2 separate regions of the Homo sapiens genome follow, and region 1 is linked to region 2. Evidence: chromatin contacts called from ENCODE Hi-C or POLR2A ChIA-PET data. All regions are on one chromosome and are shown on one strand. The core of a region is the stretch at or near the end of the contact, and the rest is flanking DNA. Distances in the headings are between cores, read along the strand shown. Region 1 overlaps GCLC-AS1 (GCLC antisense RNA 1). Region 2 holds the start of GCLC-AS1 (GCLC antisense RNA 1).

Region 1 (7,778 bases), core at 3,861-6,360, 34 kb before region 2:
GCAAATATTAAAGCTAAAGAGAGACATAGACCCCAATACAATGATACCAGGACACTTCAACACCCTACTTTCAGCATTGGACACATCATCCAGACAGAAAATTGACAAAGAAACATTGGACTTAACCTGCGCTACAGACCAAATGAACCTAATAGATATTTACAGAACATTTTATGCAATAGCTGCAGAATATGCATTCTTCTCTTCAGCCCATGGATCATTCTCAAGAATAGACCTTATGATAGGCCACAAAAGAAGTCTTTAAAGATTCAAAAAAATGAAATTATATCAAATATCATCTCTGACCACAGTGAAATAAAACTAGAAATCAATAACAAGAGAAATTTGGAAACTACAAAAAAAAACCATGAAAATTAAACAATGTGCTCCTGAATGATCAGTGAGTCAATGAAGAAATGAAGAAGGAAATTTAAAAATTTCTTGAAACAAATGAACATGGAAACACAACCTAACAGAACCTATGGGATACAGTGAAAGCAGTACTAAGAGGAAAGTGTACAGCTATAAGCATCTATATCAAAAAAAGTAGAAGAACTTCACATAAACAAACTAACAATGCATCTTAAAGAACTATGAAAGCCAGAGTAAACCAAACCCAAAATCAGTAGAAGAAAAGAAATAATAAAGATCAGAGCAGAAATAAATGAAATTTAAACAAAGAAAACAATACAAAAATCAATGAAATGAAAAGTTGGGTTTTTGAAAAGATAAACAAAATAGACAAAGCTTTAGCCATACTAAGAAAGAAAGAGAGAATACCCAAATAAATAATACTGAAGATGAAAAAGGATACATTATAACTGATACTGTAGAACTTCAAAAGATTATCAGAGGCTATTAGGAACAACTATAAGCCAGTACATTGGAAAATCTAGAAGAAATGGATAAATTCCTAGACATAAAAAACCTACCAAGATTGAACAATGAAGAAATCCAAAACCTGCACAGACCAATAAAAAGTAATGAGATCAAAACTGAAACAAGAAAAATCTCCAGTAAAGAAAAGCCCAGGACCTGATGGCTTCACTGCTGAGTTGTACCAAATATTTAAAGAACAACTAATGTCAATCCTACTGAAACTACTCCAAAAAATAGGAGAGAAGGGAAAACTTCCTAACTCATTCTATGAGGCCAGTATTACCCTGATACTAAAACCAAAGACACACAAAAAATCAAACTAAAGTCCAATTTCCCTGATGAACATTAATGCAAAAATCCTCAACCAAATACTAGCAAACCAAATTCAACAACAGATTAAAAACATCATTTATCATGGCCAAGTGGGATTTATCCCAGAGATGCAAGGATGGCTCAACATGCACAAATCAATCAATGTGATACATCATACCAATAGAATGAAGGACAAAAACCACATGATCATTTCAACTGATACTAAAAAAGCATTTGATAAAATTCAACATCCCTTCATGATTAAAAAAAAAATCACTAAAAAACTGGGTGTTCATGGAACATACCACAACACAGTAAAAGCTATATATGACAGACCCACAATTATTATCATACTAAACACAAAAAAACTGAATGCCTTTCCTCTGAGATCTGGAACAAGATAAGGATGCTTACTTTCACCACTGTTATTCAACATAGTACTGGAAGTCCTAGCTAAAGCAATCAAACAAAAGAATGAAATAAAAGGTCATCCAAATTGGAAAGGAAGAAGTCAAATTATCCTTGTTTGCAGACGATATGATCTTATATTTCAAAAAAACTAAAGATTCCATAAAAAGTATATTAGAATTGGTAAACAAATTCAGTGAAGTTGCAGGATACAAAATCAACATGCATAAATCAGTAGATTTTTTTTTTTGAAAAGGAGTCTCACTCTGTCACCCAGGCTGGAGTGCAGTGGTGTGATCTCAGCTTACTGCAACCTCCACCTCATGGGTTCAAGCTATTCTCATGTGCCAGCCTCCTGAGTAGTTAGGATTACAGGTGTGCACAACCACGCCTGGCTAATTTTTGTATTTTTTGTAGAGACAGGGTTTTGCCATGTTAGCCAGGCTGATCTCGAACGCTTGGTCTCAAATGACCCTCCCACCTTGGCCTCCCAAAGTTCTGGGATTACAGGGTGAGCCACTGAGCCCAGCCAATCAGTAGTATTTCTACATGTCAACAGCAAACATTCTGAAAGGGAAATCACGAAAATAATCTTATTTACAGTAGCTACAAATAATATAAAATAGGTAGGAATAAACTTAACCAAAGAACTAAAAGATCTCTACAATGGAAACTATAAAACATTGATTCAAGAAATTGAAGAGGACATAAAAAACTGGAAAAATCAACGTTAAAATGTCCATCCTAGCCAATGCAATCTACAGATTCAATGCAATCCCTATCAAAATACCAATGATATTCTTCACAGAAATAGAAAAAAAATCCTAAAATTGACATGGAACCCCAAAAGACCCAGAATAGCCAAAGCTATCCTGAGCAAAAAGAACAAAGCTAGAGGACTCACATTACCTGACTTCAAATTATAGTACAGAGATATAGTAACCAAAACGCATGGTACTGGCATAAAAACAGACCAACAGACCAATGAAACAGAGTGGAGAACCCAGAAACAAATCCATACACCTAGAGTAAACTCATTTTTGACAAAAGTCACAGGAACACAGTTTGCTCAAAGGACAGTCTCTTCAATAAATGCTGCTAGGAAAACTGGATATCCATATGCAGAAGAATGAAACTAGATCCCTATCTCTTACTACATACAAAAATCAAATCAAAATGAATTAATGACTTAAACCTAAGACCTCAAACTATGAAACTACTACAAGAAAACATTGGGGAAACTCTCCAGGACATTAATCTGGGCAAAGATTTCTTGAGTAATACCCCACAAGCACAGGCAATCAAAGCAAAAATGGACCATTGGGATCACATCAAGTTTAAAACCTTCTGCACAGCAAAGGAAACAATCAACAAAGTGAAGAGACAACCCACAGAATGGGTGAAAATATTTGCAAACTATCCATCTGACCAGGGATTAATAACCAGTCTTATAATGAACTCAAACAACTCAATAGGGAAAAAAAATCTAATAATCCAATTTAAAAATGGGAAAAAGATCTGAATAGACATTTTTCAAAAGAAGACATACAAATGGCAAACAGGCATATGAAAAGGTGCTCAACATCATTGGTCATCAGAGCAATGCAAATGAAAACTACAATGAGATATTAGCTCACCCCAGTAAGAATGACTTTTATTCAAAAGACAGACAATAATGAATGCTGGAGAACACGTGGAAAAAAGGCCACCTTCATGCACTGTTGGTGGAAATGTAAGTTAGTACAACCACTATGGAGAAGAGTTTGGAGGTTCCTCAAAAAAAAATCTAAAAATAGAGCTACCAGATAATCCAGTAACTCCATGGCTAGATATATACTCAAAAGAAAGAAAATCACTATGTCCAAGAGATATCTGCACTCCCATGTTTGTTGCAGCACTATTCACAATAGCTAAGACTTGAAACAACCTAAGTGTCCATCAACAGATGAATGGATAAAGAAAATGTGGTACTTGTACACAATGGAGTACTTATCAGCCATAAAAAAGAATGAGATCCAGTCATTTGCAACAACATGGGTGGAACTGGAAGACATTATGTTAAGAATAAACCAAGCACAGAAAGACAAACTTCACATGTTCTTGCTTATTTGTGGGAACTAAAAATTAAAACAATTGAACTCACAGAGATAGAGTAGAAGGCTGGTTACCAGAGGCTGGGAATGGAGGGGCAGTGGTGGAAATAGGGATGGTTAATGGGTACAAAAATATAGTTAGATCGAATGAGTAAGATCTAGTATGTGATAGCACAACAGGATGACTACAGTCAACAGTAATTTATTGCACATTTAAAAATAACTAAAAGAGTATAATTGGATTGTTTATAATGCAAAGAAAGGATAAATGCGTGGGGTAATGGATACCTCATACACCCTGATGTGGTCATTACACATTATATACCTGTATCAAAATATTCTGTGTACCACATAAATATATACACCTACTATGTACCCACAAAAATTAAAAATTAAAAATAAGTTTTTAAAACATTAAACATAAGCTTTTTTTAAAAAAAATGATTGACATCTCCTGAATTCCCCAAATAATCTAGCCAGCTACCAGACCCTTCTATTGCTCTAGATCAGGGGTGTCCAATCTTTTGGCTTCCCTGGGCCACACTGGAAGCATTGTCTTAGGCCATACATAAAATATAACACTAATGATAGCTGATGAGCTAAAAAAAAATATTTTGCAAAAAAAATTTCATAATGTTTTAAGAAAGTTTATGAATTTGTTGGGCTACATTCAAAGCTGTCCTGGGCTGCATGCAGCCTGCAGGCTGGGGGTTGGACAAGCTTGCTGTAGAATGTTCTGTGGTGACTCATTATTAAGGTACACCAGGGGAGGGGAAGGATTTTTCCCAACGTCTTTTGATTCTGTTCTTACTCTTTAAAATATTTGAAATATGAAACAACAGAAATATGTTTACTGCTATAACCATGGCACCTTGAACAATGCCCAGCCTATAGGAGGCACTCAATAAATTTTGGTCAAAGAATGAAGGAACACATAATTCTCACAGTGTAAGGCAAGCACTATCCAATCACACCCCTTTCTCATCACTCCAGAAACTTCTTTCAGTCAGACCAATCTTCCAAAATCACTTTCTTTCTCTGTAGATAAAGAGAACAGAGGCAGTGTTCCAGTCGCCTCTCTCAGGAGTAAGGCAGATCTCTTCCTGTCTCATGCCACACCTCAGCCCTTTAGAAACAAGGTCCCTGAAGCAGAAACTTTCAAACGTTCTATATGAAGGCCCCTTCCAACATGCTGTGTTATGGCGTAACACATCCAGCCTCATCAGCTAACACCCTTGCTGGGACCAAAGCAAAGTCCTGGGCTGCAAGTGGATGTGGGAGTTAGTAAACAGCAGCCTCAACTGTTGCACAATTTTGCCAAGGGCCATATTAGTTCAGAACATAGAATTCCCTGTTCCATGCTTAGGAGGTCACTCTGAGATGCCTGGCCTGTTTTGTTTCACGGTGTGCTGATGGGTAAGCAGTGATCAGATACTTAACAGAGATAAGATTGAATTGGGCCTGCAGGAACAGGCCCTTCTCAGAGAGAAGGGAGCATTTGTCAGAGACTCTGTCCCATGTGTCCCAGCCTTGCTCACGGCAAGGAGCTTCACGCTTTGTGGCGATTTCACTCTTTTGTCCCTACTTCCTTGTGCAAACTGCCCATTTGTTCATGAGCCTCCTTCTCTTCCTTCAACCTTCCCAATCCAGGAGCACAGGCGTCCACTTTTGCGTGTAATTGATCCCATCTTCAGGAGCAGTAGCTTCCTGAGCCTTCTGCTTCTGAGCCCAGGAAAGAGAATATAATGGCTGCAGAAGAAAGCATGGGTCTGGACTAACTCTTCTCTCTGTCAATGATAGTGTGTCTCTGAACTGACCTCTCCTCCCACAACCTGCTGGCACACTGGGCTCACCTCCCACCCAGGAGAACCCAGCGGGGCTGGTCTGATGGTGAGTTGTGCATTGGGCACATTTTAGCCTGGCCTCGAACTACGCACAGGCTCACCACCTCTTAGCCTTGATTCCACTGATATCAACTCTCAGAAACTCAACGGAAGACGCAAAGCCAGCCACTCCTTCGTACCATAGCACATGCTGTTTCCTCAGCCTAGAATTTTTCTTCCTCCTTATCTGGGGGATGACTCTTCTCATTTTTCAAAACTGAGATAAGTATCTCTTAAAGTCCAGAATCTTTACTTTCACTTGCAAATGTCACAGTGTCCTGGCCAGAGCTACCCCTCTGACCTAATTTCCCAATACCCTCTCATCTCACTGCTCAGGTCACACTGGGCTCCTTGCCATCCCTTGAGCTTCCAAGCACACCCTGCCCATGGCCTTTCCCCTTGTGATTTCCTCATCCTGGAGTGCTCTTCTCCCCACTCTTCACGTGACTCACCCCTCTTTTCATTCCTTTTCCTACATAAATGCCACCATCTCAGGAAGCCTTCACTGATCCCTGATTAAAATAGTGTGAGCCCACTCCTACACACGCACTGTCTCTCTACACCCCCACCTCCTCTATCTTCTTTCATTGCGCACACCATGATCTGATTTTATGTTAGATATTTATATGTAATGTTCACTCTCTGCCTCCCCAGTGGGATGTAAGTCCTGTGGCTGCAGGAGATTTTGTGTTCATCACAACATCGTAAGCCCCTGGAACAATTCCTGGCAGACAGCACTCCCTAGTAAATAGCGGCTGAGTAAATGTTGCTTCAACTTGATTTCTAACTTGGTATTCTATTGCCTCTAGGCAGTTCTGTGAATAAACAGAAAACTCTAGGTAAGGTTCATGTAGATTTGACTCAAATGATATGTGCATGTCTATATGTGTGAGTGTGCATGCGTGTGTGTGTATGTATAAATGTGTATATATGCACATGTGCATGTATTTGTATGTGTGTATACAGAGTTGTCCCTCAGTATTCATTGGGGATTGGCTCCAGGATCATCTGCAGATACCAAAATCCACAGATGTTCAAGTCCCTGGTATAAAATGGTGTAGTATTTGCATATAAGCTTTGCACATCCTCCTATATACTTTAATTCATCTCTAGATTACTTATAATGCCTAATGCAATGTACCATGTCATTTCTACCATGCTATTTATATTATTTTGTGTTTTCCTTCTGTATTAAGCCAAGTTAACAAATATTTAGCAGGAAGATATTTCTAGGAAGCTTAGTTTAACTAAATGAGGTTTTCCAACTCACTCATCATATTTTGTCCTAAATTTCATATTGGTGTTTTGTCTCTTCTGGAACTGTAAGCTTTCTGGAGACACTGACAGGTCTGATTCACTTTATTGTGCACCACAGTAATTAGATAAAGAGACGAAGCAACATCTCATTGTGTCTTAAATACTTCAGGCCTGGCGTGGTGGCTCGCGCCTATAATTCTAGCACTTTGGGAGGCCAAAGTGGGAGGACCATTTGAGGTTGGGAGTTCAATAACAGCCTGCCAACATGGTGAAACCCTATCTCTACTAAAAATACAAAAATTAGCCGGGCGTGGTGGTGCGTGCCTATAGTTCCAGCTACTCAGGAGGCTGAGGCAGGAGAATCGCTTGAACCCAGGAGGCAGAGGATGCAGTGAGCTGAGATCACACCACTGCACTCCAGCCTGGGCAACAGAGTGAGAGTTGGTCTCAAAAAACGAAAACAAAAACAAAAAAAAACAAAAAACAACAAATGCTTCTGCTGATATCCCTCTGCTATCCATGATGAAGTCTCGTAGCTCTCACCATGCTGCTTCTATGCTCATTGTCTCCATTCTCTAGCCTTCGTGAAGAAGTGTGGCTCTTCTCTGAGATTAGACCCTTTACCTGAGCGCCTGCCTTAGGCCTTTTCCCACCAACCAGTCTTTTCAAGGACTCTTCCTTTCAAGACCCCTCCCCTCTGTAATCCCAGACCCTGAAACCCCTTTGCTTCACCCTACTCCTTTCTCTTTCTCCCTTTTTATTTTTTTATTTTTATTTTTATTGTTTTTGAGACAGAGTCTCACTCTGTCACCCAGGCTGGAGTGCAATGGCGCGATCTCGGCTCACTGCAACCTTTGCCTCCTGGGTTCAAGCGATCCTCCCACCTCAGCCTCCAGAATAGCTGGGACTATAGGCATGTGCCACCACACTTGGCTAATTTTTTTGT
Region 2 (6,911 bases), core at 2-2,501:
GGCCAGCTCCAGAGAATATTGCAAAATGGGTTCTTAGTCATCAATGCCCTATTAACCTCTTGTTTGCTTCCCCTTTAGAGGCTCTTTTACTGTCCAATTGTGTATTTCATTTTTTCTTTTTCTTTTCTTTTTCCTTTTTTTTTTTTAAATGGGGCTTTGCTCTGTTGACTAGGGTGGAGCACAGTGGTGCGATCATGGTTCACAGTATCCTCGACCTCCCAGGCTCAAGCAGTCCTCCCACCTCAGCCTCCTGAGTAGCTGTGACCACAGACACAAGCCACCATGCCTGGCTAATTTATTAATGTTTTTTTGGTAGACGTGGGGTCTCACTATGTTACCCAAGCTGGTCTTGAACTCCTGGGCTCAAGAGATCCTCTCACCTCGGCTCCCCAAAGTGCTGGGAGCATAGGCATGAGCCACAGCGCCTGGCCTCAATTGTCTGTTTCTTTAGACCAGCAATGAGTTTTCCAAAGCTTTGTTTCCAAGGTAGATAGGCCTTTTCTTTGCCCACACAGAGGCAGCCGATCATTTCTAGAGAAAATAATGCAATTAGAACGGTTGGTTTATGCCATGATCTGAATGTTCGTGTCCCCCAACTTAAATTTGAATGCTGAGATCCTGACCCCCCGGGTGATAGAATTAAGAGATGGGGACTTTAGGGGGTGATTAGGTCGTAAGTGTGGAGCCCTCAAGAATGAGATTCATGCCCTTATGAAAGAGGCTCCCGCGAGTTCCCTTAACCCTCCTGCCAGGTGAAGACACAGGAAGCAGACAGCTGTCTATGAACAAGGAAGCAGGTTCTCACCAGACACCAAATCTGCTGACAGCTTGATCTTGCACTTCCAGCCTTCTGAACTGTGAGCAACAAATATTGATTGTTTACGCCATCAGTCTATGGTGTTTTGTTATAGCAGAAATGGACTTTGCTGCCTTGTATCCATCAACACCCTCTACTACAACAGGAAAATAGAAGTCATCTTTCTTTCCACCATGAAATTTAAACATATCTGCATACATGTTCATTGTCTTAGTCCATTTTGTGCTAGTATAATAGCACAGACCTATAAAGAACAGAACTTATAAAGAACAGAAATCTATTTCTTACCATTCTGAAGGCTGAGAAGTCCAAGATCAAGGCACCAGCATCTGGTGAGGGCTGCTCTTGGCTTCCACAATGGCATTTTGAACACTGTGTCATCCAAAGAAGAGAAACACTGTGTCCTCACATGGCAGAAGACAGAAGGGACAGAGGACCAAACTCCTTCATAAAGGGCTTTTATAACAACATTAATCCATTCATGAAGGTGGAGCCCTTATGACCTAAATACCCCAAAGGCCGCAACTCCCAACAGTGTTGCACTGGGATTAAGTGTCAGCATTCAAATATATTCTAAAACCCTCATTTATAAAGCCTTCTCTTTTACTTAACAAAGATAAAGGTGAAATCTTCCAGTCAATGGTGAGAAGACAGTTATTTTATAAATGATTTTGGGAAACCAGGTAGCCATCTAAAAATAAAACTAAAATTGTCTTAACCCCTCCCACTTGCACCAGGAAAATATACAATTGAATCAAAGATTTCAGAGTAAATAATGAAATTATAAATCAGTTCTAAGAAATCTCGAGAGAATTCTTCGAGAGTTGGAAAAACCTCTCTATGACACAAAACTCAAGAACCATAAACAAAAAGATTTATAAATTTGACAATACGAAAATCAACCATTTCTACAAGGCCGAAGCTACCATAAACAAATTTCAAAGACAAACAGCAAACTGGGAAAATATATATGCAAGATATATTGGAAGCAAAGGGCTACTTTTCCTTATATAAAGAAAGCATGTATAACGTGTTAAAAAAAATCAATAACTCAATTTTTTTAAAGGTACAACAATCCTCCCAATGACTCTTAACCAATAAAACATGTTTAATCTCACTCATAGCTAAAGAATGCAAATTAAAATAATACTGAGCTACCAATTTTCACTTGTGAAATTAGGAAAGGTCAAAAATTTGATAATCTTCTGTGCTGATGAGGTTGTGGGGAAAGAGGCATTTTCATATTGCTGATGGGAATGTAATAGGTACAACTTCTATGAAGAGGAATTTAGCATTATTTACCAAAATCACAACTACTCCTACCCTCTGATCCAGAAAATTCTACATCTAAAAATTTATCTTACAGATTACATGTACACACACTTCCAAAATGTATAAGGTTATTCGTTGCAGCTCAGAAATGAAAAATATTAGCAATAAACATGATCTCTCTCAATAAGAGATAAATCAACAATGGCACACCCCACAAAGAAGTAAGACCTCTGCTCCTTCTCCACACAGCCTGTAAATATCAGCTGTCCTCCACACTCAGTCCTAGACCTTCTTCCATTCCTACTCTTGGTGGTCTCATCCATTGCCAGGGCTTTAAATATCTTCACAGAAATTATCTCATTCCAGAAACCTTATAATAATCTTTTTTGTCTTCCTATCCCTCGTTCTCTTCACTAAATGCTATTAAACTACCTCAAAATTACATTTTAATAGTAAAACAGCTTTATTCATGTATAACTGAAATAAACTGTACATAATTGTAGTACATTATTTGATAAGCTTTGACACAAGTATACATTCAAAACTACCACCATAATCAAGATAATAAACATCTCCATCATCCCCGAAAGTTTCCTAATGCTCCTTTGTAATCCCTCTGGCCCACCTCTCCCTACTCCCCAAACTAGCCACTGATATGCTTTCCATCATGACAGCTTAGTGTGTATTTTCTAGAATTTTATATAAATAGAATCTTACAGTATAAACTCTTCTTTTCATTCTTCTTTCACTTACCATAATTATTTTCAGATTCATCTATGTTTTGTATATTATTAGTTCATTCCTTTTGTGACTGAGTAGTATTCCATTGCATGGAAATATCATAATTTGTTTAAATTCACCTATTGATAAACATTTGAATTCCTTTCATGTTTTCTCTATTATAAGTCAAACTGGTATGGATGCAAACATATATTTAATACATCCAGTTTCCTACATTTAAAAAAGTTCTATGTTTCTTCCTCCTGTTTTTAACACCTTTGCTAACCAACCACCATCTGTGAGTAGGTGTTAAGGGTTTCTTGACTGATCTTCTACTTTCTATTCTTCATTCTACCCTACAACCATAGCTATCATTTTTTTAAAAAACATTAATGTTTGTCCTTTTTTGTTTAAAGTTCTTTAGTAACCACCACTTCCTCTACCTTGCCCCAGCCCAGTACTCTAAGGATGTAATCCAAACTTCATAGTCTAAAATGCCTTTTATATTATCTGGCCTCCCTCACTTTACCTAGCACTGCTGTCTTTCAAGCTTGTGCTTCCTGACCCACATAATCCTTTTCTCATTGCCTCAAAAGCTCCACTATTTTTTTTCTACTCCAGGTATCCGTCACATGCTGTTCCTTCTTGGAATTCTCTTCCCCAGTTCATCTACTATCTTGCAACTTCTCCCATTCCTTAAGTTTCCAAGAAATCAGTAATGGATTACAAACATCTATCCAAATTTTCTGCCACTGTTGAAGAGGTAAGAGATGAGTTGACTCATTCAAGAAATGGAGCAAGGAGGCTGATCTAAGGAAGAAAAAAAATGAGCAAAGCCAAAAACTATGAACCCATGGTGATAATATCCACCGTATTGAGAGGCCAGTCCAGGAGGCTCATCAGTCTTTTCATAGCTAAAGACCACAGAAGTAATCAAAAGTAAAATATGTATGACAAAAAACCATTGAGTTGATAAAAGACAGCCTTGAGCAAACATTAAAATATGAAATGGAAAAAAGATGAAAATTACTAGACAGATGACTACTAATATGGAATCTAGACAAAGGCGATCTAATATAAAAATAATGGGTATTCTTAAATTTTAAAAAGCAAATAGTGAAAGAAAATGTACTTAAAGATTTAATAACAAAAAGAGAACACAAAGCACTAGAAAAAATTTCCCAGGAAAATCTGATAAAGAATATTTAATGCTTACACATATCTTGAAATAAACTAAAAGCTTTAAGGACATCCATGTAGAAAAAGAAAAGCTCCTCTAAGTGTAAGGGCTGTGAGGGAGGTGCAGATGAGCCTGACCTCCAAAACCTCAGCAGCAGCATTCAATGCCAGAAGACAATGGAGCTCTGCTTACAAAGTTCTGAGGAAAGGAAAGGGTAACTTTGTGTCCATCTAATTGTGCTTGAAACATAAAGGCAGGAAACAAACTTTAAAATAAGCAGCAATTCATGAAATTTAGTGCTCATGAATTATTTTTGAAAAAGCCATCCAACAACAAAACCCAGCAAGCCAATTGTTAAGTGAAAAATTAAAAACCCGGAAGTGGAAGGTTGGTCATTAAACACATTCAATGGCTTAAAGAAAAAGCAAAGCTGAGAATTATGGCTACAGGACAGAGTAAATTTATGAATCTTGATAATGAAAAAATAATAATACACTTAACAGAAATATGGTGTTGTAGGGGTAGGTTAGAAAGATGGTGCCATGTTGCTTACCTTCAGTGCAGGCAGATCCATAGATACTGCTTGAATTGAAGCATTTTGGTGATTGGGTTTTTTTTTTTTAAGTAAAAAAATCTTTTGAAATTTTAGAGTTATCTTCTAGGAAAATAAAATTGCTTGATGTGAAGAAACTTATTAATCTGAGATTGAGCAATTCTACCAATTTCACTAGCTTTTCTCCAGTTTAGTTCAAGTAAAGACAAATTTAATGCTTTTTGTTTTTTAAAAAAAGCATTTACAGTAGGTCCCATTTTTGTAGAATTATGTCTATGTGTGAATATGGGTACATACATAGAGAGATCACTAGGAACTAGGATGATGTTGCCAAATGTTATGACAATTATTTCTGGGTAGTTGATAGTGGGGGTTTTGCTTGTTGGTTTTGTTTTTTAACTTTCTTCTATATACTCTTCCGTAGCCCTTTTTGTGATAAGCATGTATCAGTTTTATAAAACCAATACGTTTTGAATAGGTCCCTGACATCTGAGCTATTGCAGGGTATGGCTGAGGAGAGGGAATTTTACCAGAAGGCCCATTAACCATGGGTCTCATACTCATAAAGACCATAAACTTAGATTTTTTATGTCCTCTCCAAATGAGTTCATACATGCTGTAATTGAAATATACTAATAGGATTAAACACTTAAATTATAGGGAGTTTTCTTCTTTTTAAAATTATAGCTGGAACTTCAAGATGTCCATTCTTCTTGAGAAGCCCTGCATATATTATTCAAAATTAAATAAATAATGATTTAATACATTGGGAAGGATATGGCTCAGAGGAAGGATCCTAGAGGCTTCCTTCCCCTTCCTAGATCATGCCCAGTTTAGAACTTTCTACCAGGTGAACACGTAGCCCTGACACTTCCACCTACAGCTGCAAGCATTGAACAAAAGGCAACTAATTTTTATGCGCCATTTCTGGAACTAGCCCTAGTCATCCAACACACAGATCTCTTTGAATTATAATGCTCAGAGATTTTTACTTGCTTATATTTGGCTCACTTTGGTCTGCCTTCTCTCTGATCTGATGACTCAGTTCCTAATCTCACTACTGAGTTTAGCAAATACTGCTTTTCTCACAACTAGATTCATAATTAGATTATCCATTTGTCTTTGGCTACCTGAACTCACATCATAACTGTGGGTTTCAATTCCCACCTCTCCCCTGCCTCACTGCTTCTTTTTTTTTTTTAATTGTACTTTAAGTTTTAGGGTACATGTGCACAATGTGCAGGTTAGTTATAGGTGGGAATTGAACAATGAGATCACTGCTTCTTAACATCTGGCTTGCTGCTAACCATATCTCATTCACCTGTAGTCATATGATACCGGAAAAGAAACCAAGAAAACAGTACGACTCGCTTGCTCATTAAAACTTCTGTGGCAATGAAGGGTGAAAAGGATTCATAAGAGTGATGAGAAATTCTGGCGGGACCAATATCCAGAATGATGAAATTGAGCTCCTCATGGAAAGATAGTCCTGGAACTCACAGGCTCTCATGCCCCTGAGATGTGGTAGAAATAGCCTTTAACTTGGAGTTAGAAGACCTTGGTTCTAATCCTAGCTCTGTGCTGGCAGAACTGCCCTACAAGTGAGATGAAAGGATGCTAAACAGTAACTCGAATCCTCACAAAGAAATAAAAAGCAGCAATAAGGGTAACTACACAGGTGACTTATAAAAGCATAAATGTGTGTTTGCTTGTAATTTTTCTGATTTAAGACAACTGCATAAAGTAATACTTATAAAACTATTGATGGATTTATAACATATAAAGATGTAATTGGGCAATAATAGCATAATGGACTAGGGAGGAAAATGAGTAATAATGGGATAGAAAAAAAGAGAGAAAACAAATAAATAAAATTAAATTCTAGCTCTACAAATTATGAGTTGCGTAACCTCGAGCAATTTTTTACCCAACTTGAGTCTCAATGTTCTGCATACATAAGGTATAATATTTATCTTATCGTTAAGTAAGATGACATTTATTTTAAAAGGTTGTTGAGAGAATAAAGTGAAAACAGTGTTTCACAAATATTTTGTACAATGATTTGCACAGGCACTCAATAAATGCTGGAACTACTGGGTAATGTATACTTGGTGGTTCAGTACATGACTTTCTCTACTTTTCTGCACATTAACATTTTTATAGTAAAAGAAAATTTAATTTAATTTAAAATTTAATTCCAGCCTCCTTCCTTTTATGTGGGTTTCTGTCACCAGGCTGGAGTGCAGTGGCGCAATCTTGGCTCACTGCAACCTTCGCCTCCTGGGTTCAAGTGATTCTCCTGCCTCAGCCTCCTGAGTAGCTGGGACTACAGGCGCCCACCACCACGCCGGCTAATTTTTTGTATTTTT

Evidence for each region. A loop is a pair of places that touch in the nucleus more often than their neighbours do. ChIA-PET counts read pairs that join two places held with the same protein, here RNA polymerase II (POLR2A). Pooled maps may share reads with other maps.
Region 1: a map of GM12878 shows a loop between it and region 2 (2.5-fold over the local background). The contact joins the enhancer-like site here to the promoter of GCLC-AS1 in region 2. A Hi-C loop is called at or near these places in 6 of 168 maps with a recorded cell type or tissue (B cell, GM12878, adrenal gland and 3 more), 7 of 37 single-sample maps with no recorded cell type and 10 of 50 pooled maps. POLR2A ChIA-PET finds 5 or more read pairs at or near these places in 3 of 52 experiments (GM12878, MCF 10A and PC-9).

What each region holds. Positions count from the first base shown.
Region 1 is chr6:53,463,208-53,470,985 of GRCh38, reverse strand. All of the region lies in intron 2 of GCLC-AS1 (GCLC antisense RNA 1), which reads right to left. Among named protein-coding and RNA genes, the nearest start is that of GCLC-AS1, 36 kb to the right of the region's middle. Within about 2 kb of position 5,110, at least 11 of the 41 ENCODE cell types and tissues checked have a DNase peak (open chromatin) inside an H3K27ac peak, as active enhancers do; they include PC-9 and adrenal gland, where a contact is called at or near this core.
Region 2 is chr6:53,425,834-53,432,744 of GRCh38, reverse strand. It overlaps GCLC-AS1 (GCLC antisense RNA 1), which reads right to left and starts at 1,251. Exons shown (of 5, transcript NR_183318.1): 1 at 1,106-1,251.